Regions from separate parts of the Homo sapiens genome. Here regions 2 and 3 are each linked to region 1. A link is an interaction called in ENCODE POLR2A ChIA-PET data of the cell type or tissue named here. Cell type or tissue: Panc1. All regions are shown on one strand. Each heading gives the region's core, and the rest is flanking DNA. Links, peaks and the distances in the headings are about the cores only.

Region 1 (6,193 bases), core at 2,205-4,704:
TATAATTATGTATCATTATGTTTTTATGTAATTTGTGTTTGTTTTTAATTTGTATTTGTTTCAGGGTCAGGAAAGTTAAGACTTTTTCATATGCTGACTAGCTATTTGTTTCTTTTCTTATAAAGTGCCCTCTTTTGTTCATTGATGTTTCTTGTTGTTTGTTTTTTGTGAGTTTGCTCTCTGTTTTAAAAATCAATTTGTAAAGCTTTTTCTCTAAATTTAGGTAATTAGCTGTGGGTCCTGTGTTTCTTGTTTGTTAAATGCTTTTTCCTTTTGTAATGTTTTAAGCTTTGCTGAAAGAGTGTTTTTTTTTTAGTGTTGTCTAAATTATCAAATTTATGGTTTCTGAATTTTGTGTCTGCTTAGAAAGACCATCTCCACCCTAAGTTATAAATAAATTCAGTCACGTTTTCATCCAGTTCTTTAATGGCTTCATTGTTTACTTTAAATCTTTGCTCCATCTGGAGTTTATTTTTATCTAAGTAGTGATTTGGAGATGTGGTTTTACTTTTTCCAAATGACTATATAGTTATCACAGATTTATTGAAAATTTTATCTTTACCCACACTGGTTTGAAATGCTCTCTTTATGGTAATTTCCGTATGTATTTGGGTGTGTTTCTGGACTTTCTTTTCCATTGATGCTTTTGTGTATTCCTGGCCTATTACTGAAGTGATATGAACTGCAGCTTTACCGTATGTTTTATTATCTGGTACAACTCCTTATTCTTCCTCTTTATAATCCAGCTAGTTTTATATATTTACTTTTCAGGCTACTGTAGTGACAGTTTTATTTTGTAGATTTTAGAGTGTTCTTTTTTTTCCCCAAAAGAAATGATGATTTAACATTGAGCTCTTATTTCTAAGAACAAGATAAATTGCAATTTATTGAAGGCATACAGTATGTCTTTCCATAGATTCTGAAAAATGTTCACCTTGTAATGTCCTACACATTCCATATAAAGTTTGTTTTTATAAAGATCTTTCTGTTTGGGACTGTGATTGAGATCTTTTCTTCCATTATATTTTTAAAGTGGTTATTATTTATATATGAGAGTTTATATTTATTAACTATATAAATATCATAATGTCTTCATTTGTAACAAATTTCTAGTTCATTCTATTTTTTCACATATGCAATTATATTATCTGTAAACAACACTTTATCTTTTATTTTTAAATATTTATAATCTGTTTCAGATTAGTATAATTGTTGGTAGTACTGCTCATCTGGGTCCAAAATCAGATATTGCCAAGTTAGTGAAACGTTCTGATCCTCAGTTTTCTCATCTGTAAAATGCTGAGAAGGGCAGCACTTACCCCAAAGGGATAATATAATGATCCAGTTAGTAAGTGTACAAAGCAATTAGCAAAATGCCGAGAACATAATAAGCATTTACAAATGTTAATCATTGTTTTATTTTTTCTCAAAGTTAATTACAGAGTCTAGTCTTTTATTATCATCATTAAATAATATTAATAGCAATTTTAAATGACTTTTAATGTTGATATGTGGAATGGCCTAATGGTCTATGTGCAGAGTATTGATTATAGTATAGTGAACATAGAGTCTAGATTTTCTAGAGCTACCACAGCGTGCAATTTTATTATTTTAAATAAAGGCAATAAATTATTATGAATCTAGATGGCACTTAATTTTATGTTTCTGTGAGATATAAATATAAGTGAATTCACAAAGTGGAAAAAGAATGATGATAGTAGGAAGCTTTGATTAATATTTCATTCTTTAATGGAAATATTTATTACTTTGTATTTATATCCTAAATATTTATTTACGCTTTATCTTTCCTGATTTTAAAAAAGTAGGCATCATACTTAGTTGACTGATCTGCAGCGTCAGTTGAGAAAATTGACAGAACCTTATATGGCGTGTTGCCCCAAAAAGACATTCAATAAATATTGTTTGAGTAAAGGCACAAATAAATAAATCTAACGATTAAGAAATAAATGGACTCAGAGAGTATATATTTTTTTCCAGATTCCACAGGATGCGAGCATATGCAGTGGAAACATTGTGTTATTCCATCCTCAGAAGAAAAGAGACAGTATTATACTTCGTCTCTTGCTAGTACAGGTAACATTCTTTATTAAGAGAAATATATTTAATCAGGAGTCACTATGTGCAAAAACATTAAGTAGAGGCTTAAAATGTTAAATACTCTTTCATCAAGGAAGGTTTTGTTTTTTTTTTTCCTTAATGCACATGTGTTAAATCTTACTCTAATCAGCTAGTTTTTTTCTTTTACTCAGAGTGGAAATTGCGGGTATCTTGTTTTTACTGTAAAACCTGATTTATATGCCTCAGCTAAATGCAGAGATTTCATTTGTGAATGCTAGTCAGTGATTTATTTCATTGTTTTCTTTTTTGGACAAGTCACAGCAAAATATTTTTTTTTCAAGCAGGATGGCATTAACCTTTTCTGATTGCAAAGCCACTCTCCTAGCAATATCAATAATACTTTGTCATTTCGGTCAGTTACTTTACTACATTTGGTAAACAAATAAATACAGCCCTACATATCAAAAAACTAAAATGACCAGTTTGAGAATCAGCCCTTTGATAATCATCTACAACAGATTTTGGAGCCTCCGTAATATTTCAAAGAATTGGCCTTTTTCCAGTTGCTGCTGATATTGGGATTTGAGTTAATTGCCGATGCATCTCAAACAACAGAGCAGGTGCTAGTGGAAAGAACATTCCCTGTATTTTCTTTGTTATTTATAGTCAGAGCTCTTCTCCACTAAACCCTTGAGCTGGCTTTTTAGAGCCCACTGTATAACAATTTCATTCACTTTCATGTCAACAAGCTTTGGCTTGATAAATTAAAATGGAAAAATGCTGGCTAAAGCACCACAGCCCTACATGATTCATTTTGCTGCAAGTTTCTGGCAGCTGCCCAAGAATGACCTACTATCTTTCTAGTGTCCTTATCATTTTCCCATCTGGAAAGGGCTAAACCTTACTGTACACTGGGGAGTTAAGGGCCTGTGCAGGCTGCATTTGAAGGCCATTAACAATCATAACTCTACAAATCATCACCCTCTTCCAGGCAAGGTTAGGACTACTCTATAGGATAGTTAGGAAGGTCAATATTTTACTTTTATTTAAATAAATACAAAAAAGGGCACAATGTCTTTAATTACCTAGGACTGCATGCTAACTCGAACCGTTATATTTTTAAACATTTTGATCTGTCTTATAATTAACCAAAGGTAATTTAGAGGAGCCCATCCTAAATTATGTAACTTCTGATATTAGCTGTGAATTTACTATTAAGCTAAGTTATTTATTTATTCACTTAATCTTCCTTTATACAAATGGATTTTCTTTATGGAGTCATAGGTAGGATGGCTATTTTAGTGATTATTTTAACAATTAACTATCAAGTTGCAAAAGCTATTAGGGAAAAATACCTTATTTTTGAAAAGAGAGGCTAAATGATGGAAGAATCATTATAAACTCTAGTTACAAGCTTGTCCAACCCATGACCCACAGGCTGCATGCAGCCCAGGATGGCTTCGAATGCAGTCCAACACAAATTCGTAAACTTTCTTAAAACATTATGAGACTTTTTTTTTTTTGCTCATCAGCTATCATTATTGTAAGTGTATTGTATGTGTGGCCCAAGGCAATTCTTCTTCCTTCCACACTCCTGCTAATTATAGCAAAGTTTTATCATTTATAAGTAGGGTTTCTTAACTAATACTATGTGTAGATTATAAGTAAATTAAGTTTAAAACCTGATACTAACTGAGGATTTATCACCCAAGAAATTGTCGAAGCATAAATATGAGGCTGTGAATTCTAAACAATTACAACTTTTAGGAAATGAAAGCTCCCTTGTTACTCGATATTTAAACTAACAATTTAAGGCTTTCAGCAGTGAACTTATAATGCACGTTGGTAATTGTTAGTCTTGTCTCTAAAGTGGAAAAAGATGTAGAGATGGCCAGGATCTTTGACCAGCCATCATTGCTAGGGTAATGAGGAAGAGCTAAACACAGAGGGCAAAGCCAAGCAAAATGCTCACTCTTTTTTTTTTTTTTTTTTTTTTTTGAGATGGAGCCTCGCTCTATCACCCAGGCTGGAGCGCAGTGGCGCGCAAATTATCTCCCTGCTTGCCACCCCAAACTGGTCATTTGTTTAGGAAATGTAACCACTTGCAGGGGCTGCTGGGTGGTTAGAAAAGTCCAGAAACTTGAATCTTGAATCCTGTCTGGCAACTGAAACACTGGAAGGCTGCGGAGAAAAGGAAGGGAAGAAAATGCAGTTTCAAAATTAGTGTTGCTGGTATTGAATTCTGCCTAGAAAGATGCTTATTTGGGGGTGGGGTGGAGGAGGTGGCAAAAAAACTTCCAATGGGATTTTGTTTTTATAAAGGTAAACTCAAGATATAATCCTGGAATGGAAACTGAGAGTTAAATGTCTGTGAATAATAATGAAAGAGGTAAACGTCACGGTGAATAGAATTGAGACAGTAGGGTAATTCTATACCTGTGTGGCAGATCTGAGAATGGCCTGTCAGCACCTCTGTGAGGCTTGAGACTCAGGGTCGGGGCAGTAACTCCAGGCTAAGAAGAATATAGTCAAAGACTCTCCCACTGCAAGGGAATTTTCAACTTTTCATTCAGTCATTTAACTAATATTCATTCACTGGGCACCTACCTTATGCTGACATTGTCTAACTGGGCAATGGTCATAAAGAATCCTTGGGATTGGGTATGGCCCTGAGAGTGTAAGAGCAGGAATGCTTACCTAATTTATTTCTGTTTGTTTCTTTTCCTTTTCTTTTTTTCATGTCACTTCTATACTCTTGAGCTGTTACTAAAGTTTTATTAAACCCCACAGCCTTGTTGTAGATTGTGGTTAAGAATTTAAGAGAGGAATGTTTTTTAGCTTAAAAGCAAAGTGACATGACAATATAAAATTGCCGATATTAAGAGAAAAAAGAGAATCGTTTTATGTGATAGCAATAGATGGCCAGAAAGAATGGGGCAAGACAGCAGCTTGCTAGAGTAACCAACAACCACAGAATAAAGCTGTGGCCCATATCAACCCTCCTCAAAAGAGTCTCAGAAATGCTTCTAAGGAGTGCCTAAATGGCCAATACTGCCCTCAGATTTAAGCAAGTGAGGTCTTTTTGGTGCCTGGGCTTGGTTAGGCCAACCGTTCCTTTGGGATAAGGTGACCTGAATCTGCACCAGGGATGCATGAGCCCTGGTCCATGTTTTTTCCTTTCAGGGTATTCTCCCACCATTTTACCCCCACCCCACCTTTAACAAGGGTTGATCAGATGCTTCTAAGGAGCATCAAGACCCTCATCTATGGGACATCCCAGGGGCCTGTGTCCAGGACCTTGTTTCCGGATGGTGGAGCTATGCAGAGTGCTTTTTTTTTTTTACTGGCCAGCCTGCTTTTTCCAGGCAGGATCATGCAGAGTTGGGCCTAGAGAATGGTATTGACAAGCTGACACATCCTCATTCACATGAGGCGCAGAACGATTTCAGCATTCTGTCTTGCCTACCATCTACCGTTGACTTTTAAGTTTCAAATGCATGTGAAGGCCATGTGTTGGCTCTTTGAGTTTTCACCACAGCATCACCTCAAGTCCAGCACACAAAGGTGGTGAGGGGCTGCCATGGTGTTATTTACTCTGTATGTACCCTCAGTGGCACCTAGGATTGTCAGTCCACCCCCTCACCAGGCAGTCTTAGGGGAGCGGACTTATCTCTTCAGAGGACAGACAAGTGCTATGCAAAGCCAACAGGCCCTTCATTTGATATCCTCTTTTGCTTCTTACTGATGCAGTGATGTTTTACTCACCCTGGTCTGTCTTTAGCTGTACCACATGAGGAACAGACATTTCTTGTGAGAATGAGACTGTTCTGTCCACCCTACCTAAGGGCTTTTGCCTATTGTCCCTGCTGGTTGTGGTATATGGAAGTCGAGAGAGCAGTCAACATTGAAACCAATCAGATTATAGGAGTGCTATGATTATGACCTACTCAGTTGGGAGATGTGTAGTTCTATGTTTTTACAATGTAAATTTTTGTATGGTACATTTAACATGCCCAGAAAACAAAACGTGGTTCGCATTTTTTTCTGCATACCCTGGATATTCTTGTATTGTGGTCGTCATCAACAAAGCTCAGTAACGACTGTTGAAAGGGTC
Region 2 (6,193 bases), core at 2,399-4,898, 56 kb before region 1:
TTATAGCCCAAATGTCCAGACGCAAACAATGAAGACAAACTAAGTCAATGGTAGCTTAAGAATGATTTGGCGAAGAAAAAAAAAATGTACTTCTCTATGTGTAATCTCTATGGATGGCTATAAAATCACATGTAAAGGACAGGCATTATCAAGTGTGGTATGGATCAGTCAATGGAGTGGAAATTTTGCGTGACTGCAAAGGTGCTTAAAAATCACTGGTCTATATCTCCCAAGAAGTGCCCAATTGTGATTTCACCATGGGAGGAGAGACTAAAGCATATTTGTAGATTAGGAACATATGGATCTCATTTGAGGGCTAGTGAGACTAAAGAGTTAATTGTGTATACATGTCAGTCATCATCAGTCAGTTAATTAGGCAACTAATACCTTTAGGGGTCATGAATCTAACAGGACTGAAGTTGACGGGGCGAGCTGACAGTCCAAGGCCTGCTACCTAGATAGCAGGTTGTGTGAACTAAGCCATTACTTGCTAGAGCAGATGGCACAGAGGAAGCTTAGCTCCTGGGTATTCCTGACTTGATAGCTACAGCGGCCCTCTGGAAAGCAGCAAAGGCAACCTCTCATGCACTTGTTATTTCTGTTAGCAACTGCCAGTCCATTTCACACAGGATCAGAGTGTAAATGGGATCACATATGCTGAATCCGAACAGGATCTCAGGCCACACCTAAACCAACCCCACATTTAACCAATGCAGATACTGAGCTCTAAGTTAGTGGCATGGTTGTGTTTAGAACCCACATTTCTGACTCATACTCCAATCTTTTGTTTACTCTACGGTGTGTAATTTTAAAGTTAAGCATTTGACAACAGGAATTTATATGTCTGTTCTCTAATCGATGAAATTGAGAAATCTAATTTTGCTGACTAAAATGAATACAGCAATCAGGATCTTAGCATGCAACTTAATGGAGTGGATCTTGAAAAAATTGTACCATGGAAATATAGATACCATGTATAAGACATTTAAACAGTATCCAGGAGATTCTTTTTAAAGCGGATAGTAGAGTTCCATGAGCTGGCTCAAGCCTGTAATCCCAGCACTTTGGAAGGCTGAGGCAGGCGGGTTGCTTAAGTCCAGGAGTAAGAGACTGGCCTGTGCAACATGGCAAAATCCTGTCTCTACAAAAAATATAAGAAATTAGCAGGATGTGGTGGCGCACACCTGTAGTCCCAGCTACTTAGTAGGCTGAGGTGGGAGAATCTCTTGAGCCCAAGAAGCAGAGGTTGAAGTGAGCCGAGATCCTGGCCCTGCACTCCAGCCTGGGCAACAGAATGAGACCTTGTCTTAAAAATAATAACAAAAAAAAACACAAACAAAAAATAAAATAAAATATATAGTGGAGATGTAGCTTAAAATTTTTTAAATGTCATTTTAAAAAAGTATGCAAAATAAATCTTTACACCATTGGTTTTCACTTAGTGGTCTAGTTGAGAAGCACCTAGAAAGTTTTAAAAAGCATACATGCTTCATCCCCAACACAGACAACTAAATCAGAATCCTAGGCGTGGATACTGCATATGTATGCTTTGAAACAACATCTTCATATGATTTTAATATATAAATTATGTCAACAATGGGGAAAATTGTACTCTTCTATAAACACTGGATAGAAAAATAAGAATTACAACATCTATGGTTTAGACAAGTGTCAAAACCCCTGTTTCCTACCAGATGTTCTACTATTCCAAACATCATATTACATCAATGGACTTTGCTGTGTTCAAATGCTGATACATAAAACAGTGATATTTCAATTATGTTTCGATTGGAGATGTTGAGACCAAAGAAAACCAAAAAATACATGGAAAACTCTAAAAATTTATTCGAGCTAGGAATTCCCAGTACTTCCTCACCCATGATATTCTTTGCCAAACTTGTTTCCAGGGAGCCATGCTGGCTGGTGTGACTCCTATATCCTTGAGTTCCCTTTGGCACAGAGTGAATAGTCATGTCATGATAATGCAGCAGGAGAGAGAAAGAAAAGGAAAAAAAAGGTCCAGAAAATTGACCAAGTGAATAATTATCTGTAAAGATACCAGAGTTGCCTAATATGAGGGAAAAAATTCACCCTCAGAAAATTGAAATGGCTGCTTGAAAAGGTGGTGAATGGTACCTGCCCATATCATCCGTAAGGTCAATAGTTCAAAGTTTCTTTTATACTGAGCTTAAGAATAGCATACACTTAAGAAAAGTTATTATTTCAGAAAAAAGCAGATCATAAAGAAATCTCCGATTTTTTTAATGGAGGCATATACATCCCTAAACAGAGGAACTGCTTTTATTTTATGTTAAAGTAAGAGTAAGCCAAGTAACTACCAACTCAAAGTCTGAGCTAGGAGTTGTGGGTTAGAATTTCACCAGAAATTTAAAAAGTCTTCGACACCATCTTTTCTCAGTTTGGCCTTCTACCTTCGAGTTTTATCTACAGGGATAAAGTTCTTTTCCTTGTGGCAACAGAACAAAAAGAGGAAACACACCTATGATGCCATGACATAATTGCTTTTTTATCATGGTTTGGGTTTCTGGCAGCTATCAATGCCTTTTGTTCTGGCGTGCCATTGGTACTTTCGGAGTAATCCAACCCAGCCATGACAGTTGTTATTGGATGGAATGTCTTCCTATTGGAGAGAATGCAGTGGGAGTCCACTGTTTTGTGTTTGGTTTCCCTTCTAGCAGCCTTGCCTTTCAATGACATCACTCACAGCACTGATATATGACTGCACTTCCCCAGCTGCCTGTTAGTGAAGCAAAGGTTACGTTCTATCTGGAGGCAGTGTTGTCATCAAAGAGCTCTATTTCACAGGTGTGACATTGCAATGAATAAAATTTTCTCCAAGTGTGCGAAAAGGCCAGAGCAACCTTTATAACAAGGAAACCAATGAAGCAGCAGGATTCCAATAGCCTCCCTAACAGATAACCGGTTTGGCTGCCTCTGATATCATCCCACTCTTCGGCAAAGAGTGACTGCTTTGTGTTCACCTTTATCTTTGTCTTGTTCTTTGGGACTCAAAACAAAACAAAGAAAAAGGCCCATATATACTCAATGAATGGACAGAATATTGATGTCCACTAGCCATTTATAAATAGTCTTTGTCTTCTTAATGACTTGTATTTCACAGAGACCGAGAAAGGTAGTTTGATAGAATCTTTAAGACAATTATTGTGAGAGTTTTAAAAATTAAAGAGAAACAGGCTGGGAAACACTCATAAACCCTCATGAAAATGTTCTTCTGTGTGTCATTGTATTTTTAGTAGTTTGGCAAAATGTTAATTACTGATTAGAGTAAATGATTAGAATCAAGTTTTTCATTTGCTGAGAAGATCTTTTGTCCCTCAAGCAACGACAATGATTTCATAATGGAAAATAGAGTTCTGTATGAAATTGCTTAACTAGAAGCAAGGTGTCTAAGTGGCTCAAACGAAATAAGCTGAGAAGTGTTGCAGTGGGCAGAAAATATTCACTTCTGTTTCCTTGGTCCATTTCAGCAAATGCTTATTTCATGGAGAAAGAACACTATTTCTCAGCACTCTCAAAATCCCTTTGCAAATTGAAAAGAAAAGAAAAGAAAAACATCCCAAAGCTCTTTTTTTCTATATTACCATAAATGAATAAGCTCCAACATAAAATAAACATACAAGAAGGCAGGAAGTGTTCTTGAATATGATAGTTTTACAAAGGAAAAGCGGGAAAAGTGACATTTGAAAGTAGGTCTCTGTGAAATGCTTTTCTGGGATAGGTGAGGAGGAAGAAAAGAGTCTCCCACCTCACAAGGCAAACCATTGGCAATTGGTGCTATGAGTCCCAGGTGGCTCTCTCTTCTTCCATCCCTCATTTTGCTGACTCTCTTGTCCATGCCATATTCTTAGCCTGGGGTCCCTTAACATTCCATGTTAAATTCCTACCTGGAATTATTCCTGTCTCTGTGCCAGAAAGGAGGGAGCAGAGACACTACATCAGGGATTCCAGGCAGAAATTTGTCCCCCTTCAACTTCTTAATTTTGGCATTTGTCTGTCTTCGGCTTCTTAATTTTGTACATTTTTCAGTATCTTCCTGATTTCCAATTTGCCTAGTTTCTTCAGTCCCTTTGCCCCACCTTATCTTGGCTGAAGAAGCATAGCATAATGAAGAATATGGGTTTTGGAGCTCTGAACACTTCTCTCCTGCTTTCTAGATGTGGGATCTTAATAAAATCACTTAATACTTGAAGCCTCAGTTTAAACAACTGTGAAATACAAGTGATGCTAACAAGGGGTTATTTTTATGATAAATGGGAAAATTTGGGGACTGTCCCTCACAATGCTTGATACATAGTAGGAAAGCAGTGCCTGCCATTGCCTCTCCCTCTCCTGAATTCTCCAGAACTCTGCTCTTCTGCATCATTTCCTGATTAATGTTTATTTTTTGGAAGATGAAGGTGTTTGAGCCAGATGGTTGGAAGGCAAGAGAGAACTTCCCTTTTGATATTTATTTGGGTGCATGTTTCCTTTCAAGATTTGAGTATGTAAGTGGCAGTCTTTTGGAAAGAGATCTCACATCATTCCACTTTAGATTTGTATTTTAAATTGTGTAAGTGTAAAGTAGAGCCAGTTGCTTTTAAATAGTCACTTCCAGAAATCTAGTATTTGAGACAGCTTACATTTCTTTTTTGAGATAGCTTAGATCTAGACTTAGCTAAGTCTCTGAGTTCTGGAACTACTCCCTTTTTTTGCTGTTTGGTCTCTGTATTGCCGAATTAACTTTCCACCTGCATCCTTCATGGAAAAAAAAATAGTGTTGCTCTTCCTCATTTCAGGCTCAAGGGTGAGAAGGTCTTGCTGCTATTGCTCCGTATATCATTTTTCCTTTCTTTCTGGCTAAATGCCCGTGCATTTAGAAGCATAAGAAGCATAATTTCAACCATGGTTATACATTAAAATTATTTGGGTAGATTTAAAAAGACTACAATAATACAGTTCTGCCATAGACCAGTGAAATCAGAAACTCTTGGAATTGAACCTAGGCATAGGTATTTTTAAAAGTCCTTTAGGTGACACCAAAATGCCTCCAGGACTTAGAACCAATTTAGAAAAGGGATATTTAGCCCTGTAAGGTGTTAAAAGAAAAATTTCAGTCACATTAAATTTAAGAGTTTAATTGAGCAATGAACAATTCGCAAATCGGGCAGCCTCTCAAGCCAGAGTAGGCTCAGAGACTCCAGGGCAGCCACATAGTGGAAGATTTATGGACAGAAAGAGGAAGTGATGTACAGAAAACTAAAGTGAGGTACAGAAACAGCTGGATTGGTTAAAGTTCGACATTTGTCTTATTTGAACACAGTTTGACCATTTGGCCACATTTGATTGGTCAAAACTTGGCGATTGGCACAAGTGTAGACTATAGTCTGTTTACACTCCCATTTAGGTTATAGTTCATGCTGTACAGAGAAACATTTAAGCCAGACTTACAATAGGTAAGGAGGCAGCTTTAAGCTAAACTTGATTTAACAAAGGCTAATAAGCCCAGTGTGAAATCTAATCTCAAACTCAAAATTGAATCTGGTATGTACCAGGATTATTTTTCCTTTGTCTTGCTGCTCTGTTTTGGATGCCTTGTGTTCCTTAAATTACCTTTTGAATTATTCTGGTATAGACACCATGATATGATATGTTGTTAATAAATAGTGATCGAGAACTAATTCAAAGAAAACCAAACACAAGCTTTCAGAGATGGAAGTTGGGTCTTGGACTGGTAAGTGGTGGTTAAGTCAGGAAGTCTGGGCTGGGGTGCAGGGATAAGATTTTAAAATAAATAAAAATGAAAACACAAAGGAGAAACCTCATCTTGGGAAGTGTGCACTCAGATTTGGGGAGAGAGGCATTCAGCCTTGTAACTGGTCTCTTGCATGTACTTTTGTTTCCTTACAATCTTATTTTCATATGAAAGCCTGCATGATCTTTTAAAAATGCAAATCACTCCTCTGCTTAAAACATTCCAATAGCTTCTCATTACCCAAAGATAATATCTAACTTCCATTTCATGGACAACTAGGGCCCCTGCTTACCTCTTTGTCCCCAACTTGTACCCTTCTCTGTGTTTCTCACTCTGCTCCAAGTAACATGGGCTGTCGTCTGTCCTTAGTAACACACACTCCCTTTTCACCCTGGGCACTTGCTCTTGTTCTCTCTGTTT
Region 3 (6,193 bases), core at 2,399-4,898, 140 kb before region 1:
GATCCTCTATCCCTGTGATTAAAGTAAATAGCTTGATATTTTCTGATTTCATAACATACTTTCTTATCTATCTTTTAATAGTTAATAATGTGCTTATTATAGATAAATAATGCAGAGGTACTTAAAATTGAATGAGAACCTCCTATGCATACTATTGTGTCACTCTAATTTTTCATTCATAAAGATTTCATCTAATACATCATTTCTATATCATTCTTTTAAACGGTTGCTTATTAACCCCTGTACAGATGAATCAGAATTTATTTAACCAGTCACTCTGCCCTTCAAGCTTGCTCACCCTGCACATGTTGCATCTTCTGCCTTAAGAAACTTAATTTGCCTATTTGGCAATCTTCCTGGGCTCAAGAATGAGGTTAAATGTAAGTTTCTCTGTGAAACCTGCCCTTCACTCTCTGGGTAAAATTTACTCTGCTCTCATTTACTTTATATATAATTCCACTATGGCCCTTTAAGAGTCTGGAGTGGAGGGCCATGTGCTAGCTAATAGTGATACATAAAATTTAAATAGTGTTTACTAGGTGCCAGGTGCTTTTTTTTTTTTTCAGTTGGGGGTCTCACTCTGTCACCCAGGCTGGAGAGCAGTAGTGCCATCAAATCTCACTGCAGCCTCGAACTTCTGGGCTCAAGAGATCCTCCTGCCTCAGCCTCTTAAGTAGCTGGGACTACAGTCATGTGGTATCCCATCTGGCTACGTTTTAAATCTTTTTGTAGAGATGGGAGCTCACTGTGTTGCCCAGGCTGGTCTTTAACTCCTGGGCTCATGCAATCCTCCTACCTCAGCCTCCTGAAGTGTGGAGATTACAGGTGTGAACCATCATGCTTAGCTGCCGGGTACTGTTAAAAGCACTTGATCTGCATTAACTACTCCTAAGGAATCTGTTTTCTTGATGCCATGATTGAAGCACCGGTTATGATGTGTTTTACTTTAGTATTCTAAATTTTAAAGAAAGTAAGTTGGTTTTTTTTTTCTGTTACTTGAAAGCAAAGGAATCCTACCTTACACAGTATTCAGGATCTCCCAGCACTGTGCATTGACTCTGGCAGGTGCAATGTAAAAGCTGCCTTGTGGCTTCTTTAGAGAATGAAGCTTCCTGACTGTGGTCATCAGGCCTTAATACTTTCCTATCACCAGGGGCCAGGATAATAATTTGCTCATGGTGGAATCTCAGTAACTATCTTCCTTGTGAGTTAATGACTCAGCTACAGAGATGAGATAATTTACTGAATGGAAAGGGAGTTGGACAACTCAATATCTTTTCTGAGCTCAGTTTCTTTGTCTTCTAAGGGTTTATTGTTTTAACTGCTTTGTTGATGCAAAAGATTAGGGGTGAAGGACATGGTGACATTACAGACTTGAGCACTAACAATTCAAGTTCTAGCCTAAGTTGCAATTTTTCAGAACTCAAGTGCTTAGGAGAGCCTTAATTTAGAATGCAGTTATAATCTACATTATATGAAATTTTAAAAATCTACAGTGATTTTTAAATATTTTTTTTAAAAAGACACCTGGCTTAGGATGTATCCAAGATATTCATAGGTGATAAAGCTCTGTAGAGACCTGGTTTCCTGGCAGCTCATCAATGCCTATTGGCATCCTCCTTTGAACTCCAGTATTCAAATGAACAAAGGTGGCATCCACCACCAAAGAAGTGAAGTCAAATTGAGTATCTCACAGCACCACACATTTCCATGTTGGCGAGAGTGGAGAGTAGTCATTGACTTCTGATTTATTGATAGCTATAGCAATGGATCTCACACAGGCAGTAAGTTAAGGGCAATCCTGCACTCACAACATTGTATTTTATGGCTTCCTTGGCGTGACAGGATAAGCTGATAATAACAACTATTATTCATAAAGCCAGGTACTATGCAAAATGCATTACAAATATTTTCTCCTTTAATCCTGATAACAACACTAGGATGTAGGTATTTTTATCCCTATGTTACAGATGAGTAAATTGAGACCTAGGTTAAGTCTCTTAATTTACTAACGGTCATACTAATAGTGATAGAGTTGCATTTGAGTCTCTCTGACTCCAGGCCCATGTCGTTTCACTGAAGCCATCATGACATGGGAATTCAAATAGAAAAGTTGTTTATGACTCTTTCTGTTTTCTTAAGAGAATCTGGATTCAGTTTCAACTTATACATCATTTAGGAAGGGAATCAGAAACTCCAAGTTGTTATTCTTCAACCCTGTAACCCAAAGCGTTCGATTAATAGAACTAGTGAACATTTTGAGCTATTTATAATAGTATAAACCCTTCTCTCTTCAAGAGCCTGAGGATATGGGAGATTATTGCCTTGTTGAGAAATTCCAGGAATGGGAACAAATAGAGAAAAAGGCAGAAAAAGGAGAACTGCTGAGATATATATTCATTTTCCTCAGTATGAAGGCAATTCACATAATGACTCAGTTATATAACTGATACTGCTTTTGTATGACTTGAGGTCAAATGAATGGTATCCCTAACAATTGCCCGTGTCCCTACAGCCAAGGAGATGCCCCCAGATGCCTAGATATGCATGCCTCAAGAGCACAGTGGAACTTGTAGGGACACATTATGTTTACTGGCTGCCACCCTGGAATTGCCCCAGTGGGTGGAAGAGAGCACGACTTATACTGTCAGTAGCCTCTGTTAGTATAAGGCTTTCAGGAGACAATTCTCCATAGGTGTCTCATGCTTCGGCATACCTTGCCAGCAGAGGCACTATCTTTTCAGGGACACCTGCATAACAAACAGCCATGGAAGATAGAGATGGCATCTCTCTTGAGCTGACGACTGGTTTGCTTATTGTCCAGTATAATATAATGTTTCCCTTGGGGGAAAGGCCCAGGCAGGTTTGCTTGTAGCACATTATAAAAAATATACGAGTTCCCTACACTTAATGTCCCTCAGCCGGGATGCAAACCAACTGTATTCTTATCCCCCTGAAGCAATGTGTCACCTCATGGGCCTTGGAGTGCAAGGGGAATGGCTATGAACAAGAAGCTCATGTGGTTTGCTGTGCTGTGAGTAATGAAGTCCTTTGTTTCTGCCCCAGGAGTCTCATGTCTTTTGCCAGGTTAACTTGTTAGCTTTCAAGCAGGGTAAAATCTCAGGTCCTTCACAGTTCTCAACAAAAGCCTACCAATCTAAAACTCTATAGAGTCCAAGACTGTCTTAGTGTTACATTTAGATAAACACAGCCCAGTAAAGAGCCTTATTCTTTATTATATATCTTGAACAAACTTAAAAAAAATGGTGGTAGTAGTGGTGCATTGCTCATAGCAACTTTTATTAAAACTCTCCTAACTCTTGAAATTCCTGAAGCTTCTCATTTTCCTGGCCTCAAACAAAATCTTTCTTATTCATGTGCCATGTGAGAAGGTAGAGCAAGATGGCAGAATAGGAAGTCCCCTGGATGTCTGCCTTCCACCCCCCACCTGCGAGGACACCAAGTTAACAACTAGCTACACAGAAGAAACACCTTTTATAAGTACTGCAATCTGGCAGTACTCCTCGTGGCCTGGGGTGGTGGTGATTTTTTAAGAATGAAAAATCAGTACTCCTAGTACCTGGTTTTAACTTCATATCATTGAAAGGGGCAATGAGGAGATAAAAAACAGTCCTGAATCACTGATGCGATCCCTCTCCCACCCTGGCAGCCCCTGCATGGTACAGAGATCACCCTGTGTCTCTAAGTAAGCTTGAAAGGCAGTCTAGGCCATAAGGACTGCAACTCTTAGGTGAGTCCTAGGGCTGAATTAGGCCCAATGACAGTGGACTAGGCGGGCACGCGGCATACTGGGACACCAACTGGAGCAGCCAAGGGAGTGCTTGCATCACCCCTCTCCTAACCCCAGGCTGTACAGCTCAGGGCTCCGAAAGAGACTCCTTCCTTCTACATGAGAGAAAGAGCAGGAAAAGTGGGGAGGACTTTGTCTTGCGTATTGGATACCAGCTCAGCCACAGCAGGATAGGACACTGGTCAGAGCTGGGAGGCCCACATTCCAGGCCCTAACTCCCAGACGAGATTTCTAGACACACCCTGAGCCAGAAGGAAATCTGCTGCCTTGAAGGAAAGGACTCAGTCCTGGCAGCATTCATCAACTGCTAACTGAAGAGCCCTGGGTCTTGAATAACCAGCAGCGATATGTCAGGGTACTATGTCAAGGGGCTTGGGTGAGCCTCTGAGACTTGCTGGTTTCAGTTGAGACTCAGCATATTACCAGCTGTGGTGGCTATGGGGCAAAACCTCTTCTGCTTCAGAAAAGCAGAGTGAAAGGTAAAGGAGATTTTGTCTTGCACCTTACATGCCTGCACAGCCACAGCGCAGTAGGGCACCAAGCAAGTGGGCTCTTGGGGTCCTTGATTCCAGGACTTGCCTCTTGGATGGCATTTCTAGACCTGCCCTGGACAGAGGGGAGCTCACTGCCCTGGTGGACTCACCTTAGGGTGAGTCCTAGGCCAGGCAGCATTCATGACAAGATGACTTAAGAGCCCTTGGACTTTGAGGGAACATTGGCAATCTGGCAGTACTCCTCGTGGCCTGGGGTGGTGGTGACTATGGGGTGAGGCCCTTTTGCCTTTGGAAAGGGGAGGGAAGAATGGGAAGGACTGAATCGTGTAGCTTGGGTGCCAGCTCAGCTGCAATACAATAAAACACCAGGTAAACTTCTAAGGTTTTTGACTCTAGTCCCTGACTCCTGGATGGCACTTCTGAACCCATTAGGGGTCTGTGGGACCTTGCTACCCTGAAGGGAAGGACACAGGCCTGGCTGGCTTTGCTACCTGCTGATTGCAGAGCCCCAGGGCCTTGAGTGAATATAGGCAGTAGCCAGGGAATGGTTACAGCAGGACTTGGGCGAGACATAGCACTGTGCTGGCTTCAGGCCTGACCCAGTGCAGTCACAGTGGTGGTGGCCACAGGAGTGCTTGTATCACTCCACCCCCCATGTTAGGTGGGGGGGGGGGGGAGAGAGAGAGAGAGAGAGAGACAGAGAGACTCTGTATGTTTGGGAGAATGTAAGGGAAGGGAACAAGAGTTTTTATCCAATAATCCAGAGAATTCTCCTGGATGTTATCCAAGACCATCTAGGTGGTACCTCTACAGCTCTGCAAGAACCACAGCGTAACTGGACTTGGGGTGCCCCCTAAGGCACATACAGCCTAGATCACAGCACCCAAGTCCTTTCAAATATCTGAAAAGCCTTCCCAAGAAGGACAGCTACAAATAAGCCCAGTGAAGACGACAATACATACCTAACCCTTCAATCCCCAGACAATGAAGAACATCTACTAGCATCAACACCATCCAGGAAAACATGACTTCATCAAACAAACTAAATAAGGTACCAAGAACCAACTCTGGAGAAACAGAGATATGTGACCTTTCAGATAGAGAATTCAAAATAGCTGGGTTGAGGAACTCGAAAAAGTTCAAGATGACACAGAGAAGGAATTCAAAATTTTATCAGATGAATTTAACAAAGAGATTGAAGTAATGAAAAAGAATAATGTGTCACGTTACATACACCTTTTCAGGCATTTGACCCTAATTGTCTATCCTGCATGACACCTACGATTTCATCATATTCCCAGAACAACCCTCCCCACTCTTGCCCCACCCCATACACATCTCAAGCAGCCCCTTAGAGATTGTAGCCTTTCTTATGTTGCACTGGTTTTTCCCTTGAGAATGTGCCTTTGGATTTTGAGTACTTTCTCTCTTGGATTGTGAGAACTTTCTCTCTTCTGAGATGCTAAGTTAGCTATTCCCAAAAGCTTTGTTGTAAACAGAAGAAGAAATGGCCTTGAACTATTTACGTGTAATTAATTTTTATTCTGTCATACCAGCCTGGTATTCAACTCTGCTAACTCTCTAACATCTTGTAACTGATGATGTTATCACCTGATGGTTAAGGGCAACTGTTCTGTGTTTTGATTCTATATTTGGGTTTGCTCCCTAGTTCCACTGGATAGAATTTCTTTCTAATAGCTCATATTCCCATGGAGTTTCTACAAGCTTTCTCAGCTGGTTCGGCAGGACAGTTAATTAGCACAGCCACCTCAGCTGTGCTGACATTGGTTGATGATACCAGTGTAAAACCAGAAATGTTTTGGAATGATAGGCTGTACGAACGGATGCCAAAAGAGCCCTGCTGCCTTTTTCTCTTCTGTTCAAAATA

Evidence for each region. Peaks named below come from ENCODE experiments on the same cell type or tissue, not always from the same donor. Only the 100,000 strongest peaks of a DNase experiment are listed, where the experiment ranks them.
Region 2: POLR2A ChIA-PET joins it to region 1 with 12 read pairs; 2 of 35 experiments call an interaction of 5 or more read pairs at or near these places.
Region 3: POLR2A ChIA-PET joins it to region 1 with 14 read pairs; 3 of 35 experiments call an interaction of 5 or more read pairs at or near these places.

The regions. Positions count from the first base shown.
Region 1 is chr5:125,323,354-125,329,546 of GRCh38, forward strand. It overlaps LOC101927421 (a long non-coding RNA gene), which reads left to right. Exons shown (of 6, transcript NR_109882.1): 5 at 1,999-2,094. Among named protein-coding and RNA genes, the nearest start is that of LINC02240, 170 kb to the right of the region's middle. In Panc1, for the core only: no CTCF peak of the experiment used is centred there; no DNase peak of the experiment used is centred there; H3K27ac peaks cover 2,297 bases.
Region 2 is chr5:125,267,302-125,273,494 of GRCh38, forward strand. All of the region lies in intron 4 of LOC101927421 (a long non-coding RNA gene), which reads left to right. Among named protein-coding and RNA genes, the nearest start is that of LINC02240, 220 kb to the right of the region's middle. In Panc1, for the core only: no CTCF peak of the experiment used is centred there; no DNase peak of the experiment used is centred there; H3K27ac peaks cover 1,139 bases.
Region 3 is chr5:125,181,041-125,187,233 of GRCh38, forward strand. All of the region lies in intron 4 of LOC101927421 (a long non-coding RNA gene), which reads left to right. Among named protein-coding and RNA genes, the nearest start is that of LINC02240, 310 kb to the right of the region's middle. In Panc1, for the core only: no CTCF peak of the experiment used is centred there; no DNase peak of the experiment used is centred there; H3K27ac peaks cover 1,274 bases.